Linked DNA regions of Mus musculus: region 2 is linked to region 1. The links are chromatin loops, found by intact Hi-C in ENCODE. Cell type or tissue: heart. All regions are shown on one strand. Each heading gives the region's core, and the rest is flanking DNA. Links, peaks and the distances in the headings are about the cores only. Region 1 holds the start of Ythdc1 (YTH domain containing 1). Region 2 overlaps Rufy3 (RUN and FYVE domain containing 3).

Region 1 (10,326 bases), core at 1,408-9,407:
TCTTGAGAGCAGAGAGCAAGAGATTGATTTCTGGCATCAGACTGTGTGTGTATGTGTAGATACAATTTTGATGCAAATAACATAGTTATCACATTGAATTGTTAAAATCACTCAAACTAAAGGAAAATATAATTAGGAAGGATGTTCAACTCCTTTCTGAACAATAGTGAGCTATCTATTCACAGCCTTTAGCTAAGTACCACGGATGTTTTGCTGACTTTGTAGCAATCCCACAAATCATATCTTAGAAGTGGGCATTTCTTCTCACCTTATAAAATTAGTCCAAGGAGATACATCTACAGAATACCCCCAACACTTGCCACTTAGGGAACATGGTGGAAGAGGGGGTGGGTGGAGAGATGGTACCAGCCAGAGGTGTTTGCTGTGAGATTGTATCTCCTAGTAATGTCAGATGCTACACCCAGAAACTCTCACCAACATGATTGCCTAACCATGAGGAGGAAAAGGGCATGCCAAAGTGGATTGGGAAAGTCCATGAGGCCTTAACTCTACACAGAGAACTACAGGCAACTGAGGAAGGCTGAGATCAGAAGAAATAGTCTTCTCCAGGGAGGAGCACACCAATTATTTGTCCAATACCAAATAGAAAGCACTGAAAATATGGATAGGAGTAACATTATGCAGATGGAAATATTTAGAAATGGTATATACACACATACTTATGTGTATAGATAGATGCATGTCACAACTATTTATCCAAAGAGGGGACATGGATTTGAAAGAGTGAGGGGGTTTGGAGAGAGGAAACAGAGGGAGAAAGAATATAATCTCTAAAATGAAATAAAAATGGAAAACTTAATCATTGCAATGATAGCTTTTTTCTTTTTTTTTTTTTTTAAAGACGGGTCTCTCTCTCTCTCTATGTAGGCCAGGCTGGTCTTGAATTCAGAGATATCGCCTATCTGTCTCTTGAATACTAGAATTACTGGTGTATGCTACTATACCTATAACCTTTTTTAACGATTGTCATGCCTTTTCTTATCAAAAGCACTTTATTCTACACATGTATTCCTTTTTTATTCATGGTTTCCATTTTCTCATATCTGATTATCATAATGTTATTGATATTCACTGTTATTGAGATAGACCTTAGAATAGGACATTGAATCACTCATTTCTCAGTGTTTCTGCTTTTCCTCTAGTCTTAGACTGGAGTTTTACTCTAATCCAAACAACTATAGTCAATGTATGTATGTTTTAAAACTCTGCCAGTTACTCTAATAGCTTTTTTTAGTAGATGTGTTCAGGGTGCATCACAAACCCACATGGACCCCAGGATAGCAATGAATACAGATGAATTTGTTCTCAGATGACATATCAAAATTTCAAGACCTTGGACACCTATTGGGATGGTTTGTGTATTCTTGGGCCAGGGAGTGGCACCATTTGGAGGTGTGACCTGGTTGGAGTAGGTATGCCTCTGTGGGTGTGGGCTTAAGATCCTCACCCTAGTTGCCTAGGAATCAGTGTACCATGCCTGCCTGGATGCTGCCATGTTCCCACCTTGATGATAATGGACTGAACCTCTCAACCTGTAAGCCAGCCCCAATTAAATGTTGTTTTTATAAGACTTGCCTTGGTCATGGTGTCTGTTCACAGCAGCAAAACCCTAACTAAGACACCTATAGACAGTACACACAGAAAATTCACAAATATTATTCAGAGATCATCACGGCAGCTATTACTCAAGGGGGCTGGAGTTGTGTTATGTTCAGTCTATATAGCCTTTATGAGATCTAGGTTTGACTTTTTGCAAGATTATAGATAGCATATTAGGGTGGTTTTTAATTGCCTCACAAATTCCTAATAAAACAATGCATATGGAGGAACTATTTGTGGCTGCTGGTTTCTCAGGTTCAGTCCATCATGCTAGAGAGGGTACGGTAGAGCAGGTTATGTCAGAGGGAACAAGAAGCAGAAGTAAGTGTGGTATATGCACCCAGAGCCACCTTCTTTGTCCTCCTTTTATTCCATTCCAGCCTCGGCCAGTGAGATGGGGGACTCAGATAGAAGGAGTCACTTTCCTTCTTAGTAAATTGTCTCAAATACCCTCATGTTATTTGATACAACTTTTCTTGGGGAGATGTCTATTCATCCCCAGATAGGGAACACATGACAGCCCAAAGAAAGTAAGTTGGTGAACCAATGAGTTTTATTGAGATTACTTATAGGAGCAGAAATGACTCAAAGACAGGTATATCACCAAAATCCTCCCAAGCATGGGTGACAGCTCACAAAAGCTGGGAACCTGGGACACAATGCCCAGCCTGTAGGCAGCTCAAAAGTTTGGAAAGGAATGTCTGTTCTAAGTATCTCAGTGGTTCTAAATCTCTTTCAGGCAGCTTATCTGGTCTCAGAGTCTTCTTTGCAAGGCTGGCTTGTCTGAGAGTGACGCATGCCTTTTATTGTTTTCTCTGGCAGGTAGAGGACCCTAGAGAATGTGGTAAATTTCAGGGACTTCCTGAGTTAGTTTGAATTGTTTACTCTTTCTGATTACTGTTTCTGTCCCTGAAGGATGGAATGTTTCAATCTCAGAGGAAATTGTTTTTTTTTTTAATTTTTATTGGTTATTTTATTTATTTACATTTCAAATGTTATCCCCCCTTCCTGTTTTTCTCTTCACAAGCCCCCATCCCATGCCCCCTTCCTTCCATCTTCTATGAGGGTGCTCCCCTCCACCTACCCCACCCACTCACATCTTACACCCTAGCATTTCCCTACTGTGGGGCATCGAGCTTTCACAGGACCAAGGGCCTTCCCTACCATTGATGCCAGATAAAGTTATCCTCTGCTACATATGCAACTAGAGCCATGGGCCCCTCCATGTGTATTCTTTGGTTAGTGGTTTAGTCCCTGAGAGCTCTGAGGTATCTGGTTAGTTGATATTGTTGTTCTTCCTATGGGTTGCAAACCCCTTCAGCTACTTCAGTCTTTCCTCTAACTCCTCCATTGGGGTCCCACTGCTCAGCTCCATGGTTGGCTGCAAAGATCCACATCTGTATTGGTAAGGCTCTGGCACAGCCTCTCAGGAGACAGCTATATCAGGCTCCTGTCAGTAAGCACTTCTTATCATCAGCAATAGTGTCTGGGTTTGGTAACTGTATGTGGGATGGATCCCCAGGTGGGACTGTCTCTGAATGGCCTTTCCTTCAGTCTCTATTCCACACTTTGTCAGAGAAAACTACTGTTATGTAACACCTCAGACATACCTGAAGGGACACGATCCCACTTGAGCGGGAGGCTCTGGCAGGCCTTGCCCTTTTATACCATTTCTTTAGTCTTGCTGAAAACCATTAGATTACATTCCTAAAACTAGCCACCAAGGTCTAATTACTTATTTGGCCACTTCTTCCTCCTAAAGCTGACTACCAAAGTCCAGCTATGAGTATTGAAGAGCAGCAATCAAAAGCTTTCTTTATCTCACCTAATTAACATGCCCAATTAAAATGAAACACCTCATTCTAATATGGGATTTTCCCTTTTCCCTTTATAAATTGCCATTTGCCTATAAGCCACATCTGTTTTCTATCTACAGGCAGTCCTTTCTCTTCCAGGACAAATACCCCTGCACCCTCTCTCTTGTCCCCTTTTCCTTCTTCCACATCCTCTATCTCTTAACCTCTGCTCTTCTGAGGCAAGTAAATATCTCCTTTTTGTTGAGAATTTGGTCTTGGGGCTTCTGAGCAGATACCATAACTTACAACACCCAAGTGTGCCTCACCAATCTAGATAATTCAGAGTCTAGTCAAATTGACAATACAACGAGTCACCATAGATAGAAGTCCTAATACGAGGAGGCACCTAGCATCTGATTTTCTACTGTTGTCTTTTGTTTATTTAAGACTGGGTTTCCCTGTGTAGCCCTAGCTGCCCTGAAACTTACTATGTAGACCATGCTGGCCTCAGAGATCTGCCTGCCTCTGTCTCCTCCATGCTAGGATTAAAGGCCTCTGCCACCACACCCAGTTTTATTTAATTACTATATGTACATATAATGTATTACACATAGCTAGTTGCAGTGATGTTTATTTCATTAGTGATTGCAAAATGGTGATGTCTTAGTTGTATGGCTCTTTGACTATGGCACATTGGCATTACCAGTTACTTATTTTGGTACCTCTAAGTTACAATTTGAATGGGAAAGACAGAATAAGTGATCGTTTCTCTCTATCCAAGTGTTATAAACCCCAGTATGCTAGGATGTACCGGCTCTTGTGAGGTGGACGCATGAGGGTCATGGAATTCTAGAGAGTCAAGAATATACTTTTTGAGAAAGTGAGGCTTTCCCAAGAAATAAAACCAAAAGTGGTAAATGTGACTGGCTGGTCTTCTACTATCATCCAAGGGATTCTGACAAGCAGCTCAAACTACAAGTCTACGTGTGTAGACTTGCTTTTACATTCTATAGGATGGTTCTTTGGAGTATCCAGGGTGTTTTCACTTCCTACCTTTCAGTAGGCTTACTCCAAGTTATTTTCCCTGAAGATCTCGTACTACTGTTTGTTTGGTTTGGTTTTTCTGTGTAGCCCTGGCTGTCCTGGAACTTGCTTTTAGACTACGCAGGCCTAAAATCCAAGAGATCTGCGCTTCAGCTTCCCAAGTGCTTGGATTAAAGGCATGTGATGCCACCACCAGTGGGCAGTGACTTTTGTCAAACATCATCTCAGTACTTGTCTTCTCATTCACCTCCATTCCTGGTTACTGGAATGCCCCGCAGATCTTCATTCACCTCCATTCCTGGTTACTGGAATGCCCCGCAGATCTTCATTCACCTCCATTCCTGGCTACTCGAATGCCCCTCAGATCTTCATTCACCTCCATTCCTGGTTACTGGAATGCCCCGCAGATCTTCATTCACCTCCATTCCTGGTTACTGGAATGCCCCGCAGATCTTCATTCACCTCCATTCCTGGTTACTGGAATGCCCCGCAGATCTTCATTCACCTCCATTCCTGGTTACTGGAATGCCCCTCAGATCTTCATAAAGTCTTTGTATGTGCTTTCCGAAGACAATTAGTGCTTATTTGTTATTGTCTCTTATCTTTTACCATCAGTCTTCACCTCCACAGGAGGGCCTCTGTACTAGCTTTTCTCCATAAAAAGGGGTCTTATCACTATAGCAACTGTCTGTCTGTCTGTCTGTCTGTCTCTCTCTCTGTTTTCCAAGTCAAGGTTTCTCTGTGTAGCCCTGGCTGTCTTGGATCTTGCTTTGTAGACCAGGCTGTTCTTGAACTCAGATATCTGCTTGCCTCCTCCCTAATGGGAGGATTAAAGGTATGCATCACCCTTTTCTAGCTAGCTTTTTTTTTTTTTAATAAAGTTCACAATTTTCTTTTTCCCTTTTGTCTTTTTTCTTCCTTTCCATTTTTTTTTGTTTGTTTTTCTTTTGAGCTAAGGTTTCACTGTAGCCCTGGCTATCCCAGTACTGTTCACTCTATAGACCAGGCTGGGCTCTAACTCAGAGATTCCCCTGCCTCTGCTTTCAGAATGCTGGGTTTCAAGGTGTGCACCACCACTCCTGGCGTCAGCACAACTTTCAATTTGTTTACTCAAACCTTGGCTGCCTTAACTAGAAGATAAACTCAGACTTCCTTTGAGGGAGAACACATTTGTTTGTTTATTTTTGAAGCAGGGTTTCTGTGTAGCCATGGGTGTCTTGGAACTCAATCTGTATGCCAGGATGGCCTCGAACTCACAGGGATCCTCCTGCCTCTGCCTCTGCCTCTGCCTCTCCAGTGCTGGGATTAAAGATGAGCCCAAATACCACCCAACAATAAAGCTATTCTTAACCCCTGGTCCTAGAACAATATTTAAAAAGAAGTAGTAGACACTACTAATCAAATAAAAGAAAATTAAATATATAAAAAAGACATAGCCGGGCAGTGGTGGTTTATGCCTTTAATCTCAGCACTTGGGAGGCATAGGCAGGCGGATTTCTGAGTTCGAGGCCAGCCTGGTCTACAGAGTGAGTTCCAGGACAGCCAGGGCCACACAGAGAAACCCTGTCTCGTAAAACCAAAGAAAGACATAACACCCTTTCTGATGGTGTCTCACACTAACCATTCAAGGCCTTCCAAACGTTTCTGGTGAGATGTCTGCATCCTTGAGCTGTAGGAAGCACAGCAGAGAAGCCTAAATACCGATTATCCTCTGGAACGAGGGCGGTTCCCTGGACGTCAAGTTTGCGCGCGGGGCGGGACGACGTGCCGAAGTCACGCCCTCTTACGTCCCGCTTCTCGCTCCAGTCCCCGTCCCCGCCTCCGCCCCCGCCCCGGTTCCCCGCACTGTGACGTTCCGCGAGAGGCACAGAGCGTAAACAGCGCAAGGCATTTCGGGAGCGGGATTGTTTCGCGCAGGAAGCAGGCTCCATTTTAGCGCCGCCCGGCGTCGCCATCTGTGTCTCTCTCCTCCCCCTTGTCTCTGTGGTGGCCGAACCCCAACAGGAAGGCTGAAGCCCGCGCCGACCGAGGCCAGAGAGCCAGGCGGGAAGAGAACCAGAGCACGGGAGGAAGGGTTGCGCGTAGGAAGCTGAGTGGAGCAGGTCAGGTCGAAGCGCGCGGCCCGCCGGACGGACTGACGGACGGACTCGTGCGCCTGCGGCCGCGTCTGCGGCGCCCGCGCGACTCGCGTCCCGGCGGCGGCGGTGGCGGCGGCGGAAGCCGGAGGGCAGCCATGGCGGCCGACAGCCGGGAGGAGAAAGGTGAGTGTGGAGGACGGGGCCTCGGGGCGGCCGGGCGAGGGGACCTAGGAGCCGCGGCCTGCGGGCGAGGCGGGAGGTTAGGGCCTCGCGCAGAGCAGGCGGCCGCATCGTGACCCGCTCCTTGCGAGGCCTGGCCTGCTGGGCCCGGCGTCCTCGTCTCTGCGGCGGCTCCCACCTCGACCAGGGCTTTGCTTCTCTCGTCACTCCCGGGAGCGGTTGGGAGAGGGCTTGCTTTGAGGAACTTGCCCCCGGGCACGTTTCCTGGCCGGATTATGCGGATGTAATGCGTATTTTTCTGAACTGTCGTCTTTTTGGTTGACTTTTTTCGAAAATAACGTCACAGTTAGCATTGTTAGACTAGTGAGTAGACTAGTTTAATTCATTCAGGTGGATTATTAATCATGAGAAATACCTGTAAGTAGCTTCTCACTGATCTTTTGGATAAGCTAAGAATCGCTTCTTTTATTCCTCGAGTATTTACTTTGGAAAGAAAGATATTAGGAAAAAAACAAACAAACAAACAAACACCCATGCCCCTTCTTCCAAAAGTCCTAGCAACGGATCTCCCAGAATAGTGCAGAGTTCTCAAAAGATTCAGCGAGGAATACGTAGGTGGAGGCTAGAGAGACTTGGAAAGATAAAAAGAAAACATTTTAGTTGATAAAATGTCATTTCTTCTGAAATACTATATAGAGACCACAGATGCCAGTATAGGATCCAGACCATAGAAGATACTCGTCTAGATGGGATGCAGTCTTGAGAGAGTTCTCAGCTCTGGGACTATCGCGACAGTCTTAGAAGAAAATAGTGCACACTTGCTGCCCTGCATTTCACAAATCTCTGCTTGTGGCTCATTAAATTTGAGGTGGAGATTTGTTAAGTGGGCTGAACAGTCATTAAAGCTTTTTTCCACTTTTCTGGTCTGTCTTGAGTGGGAATATGTTTAAAGATCTGTCTTTGTCATAAGCATCCTCCCCCCCCCCCCCCCCTTAGGGACATGGTTTCCATGTAGCCCTGCCTGTTCTGGAACTTGATTTGCAGACAGGCTGGCCTCAAACTTGAGAGATCTGCCTGCTTCTGCCTCCTGAGTGCAAGGCATGTGCCATCACTGCCCAGTTGAAGCAATTCTCGATGCACACATTGCAGTTTATTTTTTATTCTGAAACTAAACCTGTTCCTCGAGACATTCTGAAGGACTGTGAAGGAAGAATTCTGATAGTGAATAAAGGACTATCTTATTATATAAAGTCAGTTGTAAAAAAAAAAAAAAAAACCTGAAGATCCTTTCAACCTTTGATTGGCAGGATAAGATTTATGACTTAGTAGTTTTGGTGGCTGCCATGGTAGATGAACCAAACACAAAAGCGATTAAAATTCAGTTGTCAGTATAGTTTCTATTAAAGTGAAGATAATTTAGAAATCAGTAATATACAACAATGCACAGTGAAGTAATGATCATTTGCTTTTAGAAGTGGACTTAATATTGAAGATGCACTTTAAACACAAAAACTCGATTATTGAGTTGTGATGTCATTCGTCACCAATGCTTAGAATATTTGGAAATAGTTTTTTAAAACTTAATTTTTCTAATTGTGCTTTATTTGAATTTTCTGGTACAAGTGACTTTTTTATAGTTAAAATCAAGATTATTTCTCTATACTAGCAGCTAGTAAATACCTACTGGAAGTGCTTAGTGTTACTTGATCATTGTCACTCACCTATGAAAGTCAGTATTAAAACGAATAAGTACCTTTAATCCCAGCACTTGGGAGGCAGAGGCAGGCAGATTTCCGAGTTCGAGGCCAGCCTGGTCTACAGAGTGAGTTCCAGGACAAGTCAGGACTACACAGAGAAACCGTGTCTCGAAAAAACAAAAAACCAAAACAAAAAAACCGAATAAGTAATACTTAAAGAAAAGTGAGAATGTTAAGAGAAATTTGTATCATTTGTTATGTGTTTAACAGGAAAGTACGAAGATTATAAGAATCTTAGTCATAATGGTGGCAATGTAGGCCTTTAATCCCAGCACTTAGGAGGCAGAGGCAAGTAGATCTCTTGAGTACAAAGCCAGCTTGGTTTACAGAATGAGTTCTGGAGCAGGTAAGATTCCTTTTTATGGGAGAAGAGAAATGTCCCATAAAAAGGAATCTTAATCATGCTAAAACTTAAGCCTTTAATAAATTCATAACTTTTGGAAACTCTTGATTAAAAAACAAGTCTCAGAAAATAAGAAAGTTGCAATTATGCGTGTTAATCACAATGAATTTTAGAGTCATAGGAATTCTTAATTTATTGGGCTTTGTAATAAACATCAATTCCTGTAATGTTTCAGTTAATCCTCTATACTTGGATAGTCTACCAGCTCCCTGCTATTTTTGTGTTGATTTGTCCAAAAAGTTGACTGTTAATGTGAGTTTTTTAAAAATAATACTGGGAAACAACAGCACCTTGTGTATTCCATGGATTTTTCTCTATGATGAAGAAATGCACATCTTTTCTGATAAACATTTTACATGAATTTTATTTGAATCCCTACAGGATATAGTCTACAAAGAATAGTTAACCCAAAATGTGTATGAATTTTTGCTTTTGTAAGTAATTGTCTACATTTCCAGATCGAAAGCTTCAGGAGGGCAAGGGGTGTGATTGTCTTGTTTGTAGGTATCTTTTAAAGTATTGTGTCCTCTGTTCCTTAAATATTTATGTGGTTCGACTTTAATGAATAACAGCATAAGCATTGTAAAGTACAGAGCTGAGTTTTACTTACTCTCATGCATCATACACACAAGCTTCTGTGTATATAGCGTGTATAAACCTGTATACATGCTGTGGCTAGCACTGTTGGGAGCTAGTTGCTTGAGGAAGGGCTCTATAAAACAGTATGGGTTTGATTTACATCTCCTTTCATTTTGGATCTTGTTTTAGTTTACTGGTAGTAGAAGTGGGAAAATAAAGAGATACTATCTTTGGGTGCCAGTTGGTTATATGGAAGGTGGAAAATATTGATGGGAAGGTCTCTCTTCAAGTCTCTGGACATCATTTAGAAGAATAGTTGTTTTCAGGCTGGAAGTATAGCTCAGTAGCAAAGTATAGTTGTTTGCTTTTGTGAAAACCCTAGTTTGGTTCCCAGAACCCACATGTCAACTACCATTGTTCCTTACTCCAATTCCAGGGTCCAATGTCTGATATCCACCAGATTTGCTCATAGTCCACACATGTTTACATGTAGGCAAAACACACTGACACATTTAGAAGAATGGTGTCTTTTAATGACTGAAATTTATTTGAGGGATTATCCTGATGTAAATATACTTTGCTTGATAGCAAAAGGAAGAGATTGCTGGACATCCTGTTGCCTTGTTTTTACCTCACTGAAACTGTCATAAGTGAATTGAAGAAAAATTCCTGGCCTGGGTTTGAAAATGTGTATTTAACATCTCAGTTTTCTTTTCTTTTTTTTTTTTTTTAAAGATTTATTTATTATTATTCATTAGTACACTGTAGCTGTCTTCAGATGCACCAGAAGAGGGTGTCAGATCTCATTACGGATGGTTGTGAGCCACCATGTGGTTGCTGGGATTTGAACTCAGGACCTTCGGAAGAGC
Region 2 (10,326 bases), core at 1,567-9,566, 1.8 Mb after region 1:
GTCAAGCTGGCATGTGGGCATATTTATTACACAATAGAGGCAGGAGGGCCTTGTCATTGTGGGGATGCCATTCCCTGCTGGGATCTTGCACTTTGTAAGTCTGGAGAACATTCGGGACACAGAAGGCCTGTGTTAACTTGGGTGTGACTAATTGCTTCAGATTCCTCCCTTGGCCCACAGTGATAGACTCTCACCTGGCACTATAAGCCCGAGAAACCCTTTCTCCCCAGATTTCGCTTTTGTCACGGAATTTTACCTTAGCAAAAGGGGACACGTAGCCCAGCGTGTGTAGCTGTGGGTAAGTGGCTGTGCGTGTGGAGGCTAGGGGACAGCTTTACCGTGTTCTTCCCTTCCACTGTGAGTTGCAAGGGTTGAACTCAGGTCATCAGGCTTGTTTTTACCTGCTGGACCATCTTGCAGGCCTAGTTGTTTTATTGTTGTTGTTTGGTTAGTTGATTGGTTGATCTAGTAACTTGATTACATAGTTCCTCAGCAACAACTTTGTAAATGGCAAGGTTGTGTAGCAAAGTCAGAAGGCTGAACATTGTGCTTGTCATTGATGGTGCTTGTCTGTTTGTAATAATTCTTTTTTTTTTCTGTAGACTAGGCTGGCCTTGAACTCAGGGATCTGCCTTCCTCTGCCTACAGAGTGCTGGAAGTAAAGGTGAGCGCCACACCTTTAAGATGAAGCCAAACAAAGAACCCATATCTCATTTGTCATTTTCTTCCAGTAAGATCAGTACACAAAGTGCCTGTCACTCCCAGAGAAAGCACTCTCACCCTGTACTTGTGTGTGCCTGTTTGAGACTGAAAGGGAGCTGGAAGAGGGATAGGGGTGGGGGAAGAATCTCAAAAGAGACACTATGAGTACCCTTTTCAAAGAACACCCAATCAGGGCCATGATTGGCTCCTGGATTCCTGGATAGTGCTTGTCTTAGGTTTTACTGCTGTGAACAGACACCAGGACCAAGGTAACTCTTATAAAGGACATTGAATTGGGGCTGGCTTACAGATTCATGGGTTCAGTCCATCATCATCGAGGTAGAAATATGGCAGCATCCAGGCAGCCATGGTGCAGGAAAAGATTCTCCATCTTCATTTAAAGAGTTCTACTTCTGCATCTAAAGGCTGCTAGCGGAAGTCTGACTTCCCGGCAGCTAGGACAAGGGCATTAAAGCCCAGGCCCACAAGGCCATACCTCCCAGCTGTGCCACTCCCTGGGTCAAGCATATACAAACCATCACTGTGCTGATGATAGACTTGGGGAGTAACTTGATTCTCTTGCATGCACTTGCAAATCCAAAGTGTGTGCAGGGAACTTTTAGACTTACAAATATGTCCCAGCATGGGTGTTGAGGCACAGCAAGCCAGTTTTATGTTTAGGGTTTCGTGTATGTGTGTGTGTGTGTGTGTGTGTGTGTGTATGTGTACAGATTTTATACATATAGTTTATCTTCCATGAATATATGCTGTTATTGCTCCTCTTTTTAAAAAGGTTTTTTTATTCTTATATTATATACATATGGGTATCCTCCCTGCATCTGTGTCTAAACCATGTGTATGAGTAGAACCCAGAGTCCAGAAAAGAACATCGGATCCTCTGCAGCTGGAGTTTCCGACAGTTGTGAGCCGCCATGTGGGTGCTGAGAATCGAGCCTGGTTCCTCTGCAGGAGCAGCCAGCACCATCTCTCTAGCCCCATTTCTTGTTTTTTAATTGTTCATAGTCATTTAAAAATACACCTTATTAGGAGTTGAGTATATATTAGTTGTCTGTAATTCAAACCACCTATATACTTTTCTACATTTTGAAAAGGTAGAAATACTTTATTTTGTAGATACAGAACTGTCTGCCTAAACTAGGGTTTTTAGAGGAACAGTCAGATCATCAGAACATGCCCATTTTTTGGAAACAGGTTGATTTGCTTAATTTTTTTTAGTAAGGGTCTCCTCTAGCCCAGGCTGGCTTGAAATTGACCCATTCCTGCCTGTACCTCTTAAACGCTGAGGTTGGCTACAGGCATATGCTACCACGCCTGGCTGAGACTTTTTTAAAGAATGGCTTCTTCATAGTACATTGTAGATTAATGTCCTGGTAGCAATACTGGGATTCATTGTTCCATTCGTTTTCAACTGAGTTAACAAAGCAAAACCATTTTCTAGTCCTTTATATGCCATCTAGTCACATGGCATATAACATATAAATGCACCCATACCAAAGAGGGAAAATGTGTCCACTAGAGAACTGGGGTCCACCCCTAGGAGGGCCAGCGTGCAGGTGGCCCTTTCCACACACAGCTGAAATGACTCGGGATATCCTGAGCTTTGGAGGTGTGGGTGGCTAAATCAAGCCCCTGTTTCTTTCCTTCCACTGTTTCCTTTATTTTCACTTTCCACTTCCTGCTCACCCTCTGGATACAGCAAAGTCTCCACAGTTGTCCAAGCTGTAGCACTCAGTCCTCCCAGACAGTCCCTCCCCCTCTCTCCTGCCTCCCTCCCCTTTCCTTCCCCTACTCTTTCCTTAGCACCTACCAGTGTGGGACAGTTAAATGGGACATGTGATTGACAGCAACAGTTTCAGGGTTTTGTTTTTTCAAGATAGGGTTTCTCTGTGTAGTCCTGGCTGTCCTGGAACTCACTCTGTAGACCAGGGTGGCCTCGAACTCAGAAATCTGCCTGCCTCTGCCTCCCAAGTGCTGGGATTAAAGGCATGCGCCACCACAACCCAGCAAACACATAGGGAAAAGTAAGGAAAATTTCCCAAAAGTAGGAGAGATTACAAGACAGGACTACCCATGTGCATTTTTTTATTCGTTGCATTTGTTTGTGTGTTTGGTGTGTATGAGGGTGGGGGGGGGGGGTCGGGGGTATCTCACAATATAGCTCTGAGCTCCTGAACTCACAGAGATCCTCCTGCCTCTGCTGGGATTAAAGGCATAAGTCACCACAACCAGGCTTAAAATCTCATTTTAATGAATTTTACATTCAGTGTAACAATACTATGTTACAAATAGTATACTGCTACCCAAACACTATTAATATTAAAATTTCTCCCAATAATGCTAAGTAGGTTGTGTACAGGCCTTCAAATTTGTTTTGGGAAGTCAGTACATTGTAACTGTAAGCATCCAATAATTGGTTTGAATTGCAGTGGGCCCGGGGTAGAGCTCAGGGCTGGAGCTTATACTGAGCATGCACGGGGTCCTGGGTTCAGTCACTGCACAGAAAGAAACAAAAGCAATGTACGAGAGGAAATACTTTGAGAGTTACAAAGCAGCGGTCCAGAGACGGTAGCGTAGCTGTATGGTTGTGGCGTGCTTGTAAGACGGGGGCGTGCTGTGCTTCCGAGATCCCCTGCCTCTAATCCCTCTCAGCTGGGGTTACAGGTGTGCACCACACTATTTCTGAATAGTTGTGAAAAGGCGCTTAGTCTTTCTCAACTTCCCAGGGCTGCTGGCCAGAGTGGATTTCTGGCTCGAATCTTGTTTGGTACCAGGTGGCCCGGAGGACACTCAGCATCTGTTGGAACGACTGGGGATGGGGCAGAGGTGGGATGGTTTGAAGGAATAGCGGGGATCCTTTTACATGCACAAGGAGAGAGACAAGCGGGGCGAGCGGTGTGGGAAAGCAGAAGTTGTTCATCAGCATGCGAGTCTTTAACTGTAGAATCTGTTTAGGGACTCTCCGCAGTGCTGTCATTTATAGTGTGATACTTGGTAAATTTTGACCTGCCACTCTTCCCTCCTCACAACTTGAAAAGCATCACAGTACACACTCTACTCTCTCCACATCTCCTCTTAGCTTTCTTCTGAGTCACTGTCACTCTTGTAAACATCCATCCTTACAAGTCTGACGTCATGAGAAGAGAGTCGTGTTTGTGTTCTGGCCATTCTCAGAAGCAGAAGCACTTACTGTAACAGTCAGAGCTGACCCTGTCTCTGCTTGCTCTGTGCCAAGGGCTGTACTGGCACTTTATAGGTCATTTTATCCAATGCTGAAGTAGCTAAGGGTGTTTCCCATTTGTTAGTGAAGAATGGACAAAGGCAGAGGTAGGTGGATCTCTGTGAGTTCCAGGCCAGCCAAGGCTGAAAAGTGAGACCATCTTAAAAGAGAGGGAGGGGGAGGAATGGACATCAGACAACAGTTAAATGGGTAAGGTTGCTCAGTTTGTGTGTTAGCCCCAGGACTCGCTGGGAACCTTCTGCTTCCAGAGATGACTTGCTCCACCAAGAACCTTCCTTCCCTTCTGCATCTGGAGTCTCGGCCTAGACTGGGCCTGTCTTTCAGGCAACAGCCCCTTAGAGTTCCTTCTCCGCTCATTAAAATCATATTCTGCTAAGAATGAATGAATGAGTGAGTAAATGAAACCTGTAAGTCATAAATGTGATAGAATAGTGTATATAGCCTATCAAATACCTATACATACATCATATACATACATACATATACGTACACACAATACTGAATAGTCCATATGTGACTGGGTCCTTGGAACTTTTTGAATACCTATGGTTGTTTGTGTTGTCCTTGTTTTTCTTCAGCATTTCCAGTAGTTAACACACTGTACTTACCCTGGACGTGTTAATGCCGAACTCATATCTATGGAAAAAGTACTATGGGAAGCTGTGATAGAAAGGGTCATAAGAGAAGACCATCTTAGGACACATAGCAAGACCCCTTCAAAAAGGAAGGACGGGAGGGAAAAGCCAGATAGAATCAAGGCAGACTTTCTCCATGTATCCTTGATGCCCTAGAACTGGCTGTATAGACCAGGCTGGCCTCAAACTCAGAGATCCACCTCCTTCTGCCCCCTGAGTGCTGGAATCAAAGGCGTGTGCCATCACTGCCCAGCTACAATTTTTTTTGATTTTGTTTGTTTGTTTTTGAGACAGGGTTTCTTTGTGTAGCTCTGTCTGTCCTGGAACTCACTTTATAGATCAGGCTGGCCTCGAACTCAGAAATCCACCTGCCTCTGCCTCCCGAGTGCTGGGATTAAAGGCATGCGCCACCATGCCTGGCTTACAATTTTGTTTCTTAAGACATACCTTTAGCTTGATTTTGTAGAACTGAAAAAATTTGAAGGTTGAAGATTTTAAACAGTGGAAAATATCTTTTTGTGTATTGAGCGTGCTTTTAGCATTACATTTCTATACCAATAAGCATCTATTGAGACTGGTATTTGGTAGGTACTATTTTGAGCAACATCTATAAATAATATGCAAAACACGTGAATTTCTTCTCTTGGGGCTGTGTTCTCTGCAAAGCTGGTAATTTAGTTTCATTTTACAGCTGAGCAAATCAAGGTGAAGGGAGGATAAATTTCCCACAGACACTTGGTAGCTAGCTGCTGATAGCTCTGTGTGTGTAAGCCCTTGCTTGCTGCCACTGAGCCATGAAGCCAGTTCTACATCCCAAGGTAGAAGCCATTTCTGGTCTTAAGCTGGTTAATTTTAATAAGTAACGATGAGACATTGCCGTCCTCTGGTGATATTTGCTTCTGACAAAATAATGATAACTCAGCTTCCTGGGCCCAATCATTTTATAATTGCTTACTGTCATCTTTGGTTAATATCTGCAAACTGACAATGAGCTTACCAAGCATATTGTAAACCTCAGATTGAAGAAATCTGACAACTGACGAGAAACCTAGTAGATTTTGGTTATGGGAAGAAAGATATTGGGAGGGAGGTGGCTGTGACATAATCATAGTTTTGTACAGTAGTAAAATGATGACAACTAGTTCAAGATACCCTTTTGTGCCAGCAGTCGATAGTGAAATAGGAAAATATTTTTCTTAAGTTGTGAAACTGTAAGCCCAGAAAGAAGCACTAGGAAAGAGAATTTTATGAGCATCTGCAAGTTGATTTAGTTGCACAAATTGATGATTTTTAAGGCGCCCTTATGTGCAGAATAGGAATGAACTAAAAACAGGAGACAGCTTTGTTAAGTAAAGGAGGGATGAGCAGTGGAGCTCTCTGTACACGACTCACAGGCACAGAGCCCCGTGTTCATCCCCAGCAGAGCATAAAGCAGCTGTGGTATTGCAGACCTGGAATCTTAGAACTTGTCAGGGGCCTCCAGAGGATAATTTCTGAATATTCTCAGTTACATAGTGTGTTCATGCCACCTTGAAATACAGGAAACCCTGTCTCCAGAACATGGAGAGAGGGGAAGCCTAGGGATATAGTTTAAAGGTGAAGTGTTTGCTACTCAAGCAGGAGGAGCCAGTTTTGGTCCCCAGAATCAGTGTGAAAAAGCTGGGTGTTGTAACACATGCTGTAAGCCCTGCAGAGAGATGGGTGGATCCCTGGGGCTCTGTCTAGCCAGCCTAGCCTGTTTGGTGAGCTTCAGGCCAAAGGAGAGACCCTGTTTCAAACAAGGTGAATGGCACCTTGGGAACAACACTTGAGATTGACCTTGGGCCCCTGTACAGACCTCATGTTGTTGAGCTGTGGAGCTGAGTCTGCAGAGAACTTGCCTTACAAATCAAAGGACCTGTATTCAATTATCAGGGCCCTATGTAAACCAGCTGGACCTGGCAGGGAGCCTGAGACTTGTTGGCCAGCCAGCCTAGCTTAATTGGTAAACTCCAGGCCAATGAGAGCCCCTCCACATGAAGGAGTGTGTGACACACACACACACACACACACACACACAGAGTAAAAGTGCAATATTGAGTGAAAGGCTTTGGAGAGTTTTTGTTTGTTTTTGTTTTGGGTTTTTGTTGTTTTGAGACCGGGTTTCTCTGTGTAGCCCTGGCTGTCCTGGAACTCACTCTGTAGACCAGGCTGGCCTCGAACTCAGAAATCTGCCTGTCTCTGCCTGCGGAGTGCTGGGATTAAAGGCGTGCGCCACCACGCCCGGCTTTGTGATCTTATTTTTAAAGTAAGGTAATAGTTTTGTCCTTCCTTCCTTCCTTCCTTCCTTCCTTCCTTCCTTTTTTAAAAAAGGTCTATGGGACTAATGGTGACCTCATTTTCTATGTAAAGTTTGGTCTTTCTGCTTGAGATTCTATGTATGTGCCACCACACCTGGCTCTAAGATAATACACAAAATTCAGAAGAGGTGTCTTAAACGGAAGGTAAGCAGGGACTGGAGAGATGGCTCAGCTGATACACACTTGCTGCTCATACCTCGGACCTGGCTTTAGTTCCCAGGAACTACATGGCAGCTTACAACCATCTGTAACTCCAGATCCTGGCATCTGATGCCCTTTTCTGGTCTCCTCAGAATCCAGGAACTAAACTGGTGCACGTACCATAGCTGGATACAAGCAAACTCCTTACACACTGTCTTAGTCAGGCCTTCTATTCCTGCACACACACCATGACCAAGAAGCAAGTTGGGGAGGAAGGGTTTATTCAGCTTACACTTCCATGTTGCTGTTCATCACCAAAAGAAGTCAGGACTGGGACGCAAACAGGTCAGGAAGCAGGAGCTGATGCAGAGGCCATGAAGAGATGTTACTTACTGGCTTGCTTCCCCTGGCTTGCTCAGCCTGCTCTCTTATAGAATCAAGACTACAGCCCAGAGATGGCACCACCCACAAGGGGACCTTCCCCCTTGATCACTAATTGAGAAAATGCCTTACAGCTGGATCTCATGGAGGCACTTCCCCAACTGAAGCTCCTTTCCTTATGATAACTCCAGCCTGTGTCAAGTTGACACACAAAACCAGCCAGTACAATTGACCCCTTGTCAACTTGACACACAAACACATCACTATTAAGCCTTAACCCTTACTTTCTTATTCATCCCCAAGATCTCAATAACTTTAAAAGTCCCACAGTCTTTATATATTAAAAGTTCAATCCCTTTAAAATATCCAATATCTTTTAAAATTCAAAGTCTTTATACAATTAAAAGTCTCTTAACTGTGGGCTCCACTAAAATACTCTCTTCCTTCAAGAGGGAAAAATATCAGGGCACAGTCACAATCAAAAGCAAAAATCAAACTCCAACTGTCCAATGTCTGGGATCCAACTCACGATCTTCTGGGCTTTTCCAAGGGCCTGGGTCACTTCTCCGGCCATGTCCTTTGTAGCACACATCTTGTCTTCTAGGCTCCAGCTGCCTGTACTCCACTGCTGCTGCTGTTCTTGATGGTCATCTCATGGTACTGGCATCTCCAAAACACTGCTGTCTTCCTCTGTAACTAGGCTTCACCAACAGCCTCTCATAGGCTCTCTTCATGGTGCCAAGCCTTCAACTCCTTTGCATGACCCCTTCTGTCCTGGGCCATCAATTGCAACTAAGGCCGCACCTTTACCAATGGTCTTCCATGGCCTATCACAGTGCCGAGCCTCAGCTGCTCTGCATGACCCCTTCATGCCTTCAAAACCAGTACCACCTGGGTGACTCTTACACATTACCAAGTCCTGCTGCAGCACTAAGTAAAACCTTGGTTATCTCTGAAACACAGCCTCTGTGCTCTCAGAAAACACTTCCCAGAAGATGTCACCTCAATGATGCTGGTCTCTTCTTAATCACCGCTAATTTCTCAGCTCCAGCTAACCAGCATCAATAGTCCCAGTAATGCAAAGTTTTCACTTTAGTGGTTCTAGTATCTTGTTAATCACAGTTGATTCTTCAGCCCCAGCTAACCAGAACCACAGAATCTTCCCAATCAAAATAGCAATGAACCTGAAAAGAGTCTTTAAGTTTCCCTCTGAAATTACACAAGCCAGGCCTCCATCTTCTGCACTGTTCTCAACATTATCTTCCATGCTCCTACACAACATCCCACAGAGCTCTTAACACCGAATGGATCTTCTGGCCTAAAGTTCCAAAGTCCTCCCCAAAACAAAACATGGCCAGGTTGTTACAGGAATACCCCACTATGCTGGTACCAATTTGTCTTAGTCAGGGTTTCTATTCCTGCACAAACATCATGACCAAGAAGCAAGTTGGGGAGGAAAGGGTTTATTCAGGTTACACTTTCCTTATTGCTGTTGATCACCAAAGGAAGTCAGGACTAGAACTCAAGCAGGTCAGGAAGCAGGAGCTGATGCAGAGGCAATGGAGGGATGTTACTTACTGGCTTGCTTCCCCTGGCTTGCTCAGCTTGCTTGCTTGCTTGCTTGCTTGCTTGCTTGCTTGCTTGCTTGCTTGCTTGCTTTCTGGGGGAGGGGGGTGGGATTTTCGAGACAGGGTTTCTGTGTAGCCCTGGCTATCCTGGAACTCACTCTGTAGACCAGGCTGGCCCGAACTCAGAAAACCACCTGCCTCTGCCTCCCAAGTGCTGGGATTAAAGGCGTGTGCCACCACTGCCTGGTCAGCCTGCTCTCTTATAGAACCAAGACTACCAGCCCAGAGATGGTCCCACCCACAAGGGCCTTTCCCCCTTGATCACTAATTGAGAAAATGCCTTACAGCTGGATCTCATGGAGGCACTTCCCCAACTGAAGCTCCTTTCCCTGTGATAACTCCAGCTTGTGTTGGAATTGACACACAGACCCAGCCAGCACACACACAGAAAACAAAGACAATCATTGAAAGGAAAGGCTGAGAACTGTTACTATTGCAGTTAAATTGGAAACTAAAGACAGTCAGGAGAGACAGAAAGTGGTAGCCCCTTGTAAGTCTTGGTCTTCCCTTTCTCCAGCTGAGCAATAGTTTTACAGATACTAGTTAATTCTTTGCAGAATTAAAATTGTGCATTGAAATAGTTCTTTCTGTTTGTTCTGCTTTTTGGGTGTTTTGTTGTTTTATTTTGTTGTCGTTGTTTGAGAACTGGCTTCTCTGTGCATCCCTGGCTGTCCCCAGATACACTCTGTATACCAAACTGGCCTCACACTCACAGGGAGCCACCTACCTCTGCCTCCCAGTGCTGGGATTAAAGGTGTGCGCCATGGCCACCACCACTTGGCCCATGAAGTACTTATTTAAAATATGTCACAATGTATCATTTTACAAGTTGACTCCCCCTTCTTTTACCTGTCTCCTGCTTCTGCGTGTATCATTTGTTCTTAATTTAGACATCCCCCTGAGTAAAGGGGACTGAATGAGGTGGGTTCCAGCTCTCCCCAGTTGAGACTTCAGGTCATGGTGCCTGAGGGATTTGTGTTAGCCCTTGCCACTACACAACAGGAAAACTGTACCCTGGGTTCTCTCTTTCTCAGAAAAATGCCGTTCATGAAAAACCTGGGTTCAGTGTGTAAGTTGAGGGACTGAAGTGGCAGTGACAGTGTGTAAGTGACTGAAGTGGGTAAAGAAATGGTTTGGGAGACTTTAGGGTGTGAACTGAAAAAAATTATTTTTAAAAAGACTCTTCAGATAAGGGAATTGAAGCTCCTGTTGAGGATCTTTCCAAGAGCCTTGTCTGAATA

Evidence for each region. Hi-C counts contacts between places; a loop is a spot of excess contacts. Peaks named below come from ENCODE experiments on the same cell type or tissue, not always from the same donor. Only the 100,000 strongest peaks of a DNase experiment are listed, where the experiment ranks them.
Region 2: it touches region 1 in a loop (6-fold over the local background); 3 of 42 quality-filtered maps call a loop at or near these places.

The regions. Positions count from the first base shown.
Region 1 is chr5:86,797,871-86,808,196 of GRCm38, forward strand. Ythdc1 (YTH domain containing 1) reads left to right here and starts at 6,396. Exons shown (of 17, transcript NM_001347375.1): 1 at 6,396-6,721. The coding sequence starts at 6,694. In heart, for the core only: no CTCF peak of the experiment used is centred there; a DNase peak (open chromatin) is centred at 6,331; H3K4me3 peaks cover 2,562 bases; H3K27ac peaks cover 2,008 bases.
Region 2 is chr5:88,569,699-88,580,024 of GRCm38, forward strand. The region is part of intron 1 of Rufy3 (RUN and FYVE domain containing 3); the gene reads left to right. Among named protein-coding and RNA genes, the nearest start is that of Gm42107, 9.3 kb to the left of the region's middle. In heart, for the core only: no CTCF peak of the experiment used is centred there; no DNase peak of the experiment used is centred there; H3K27ac peaks cover 406 bases.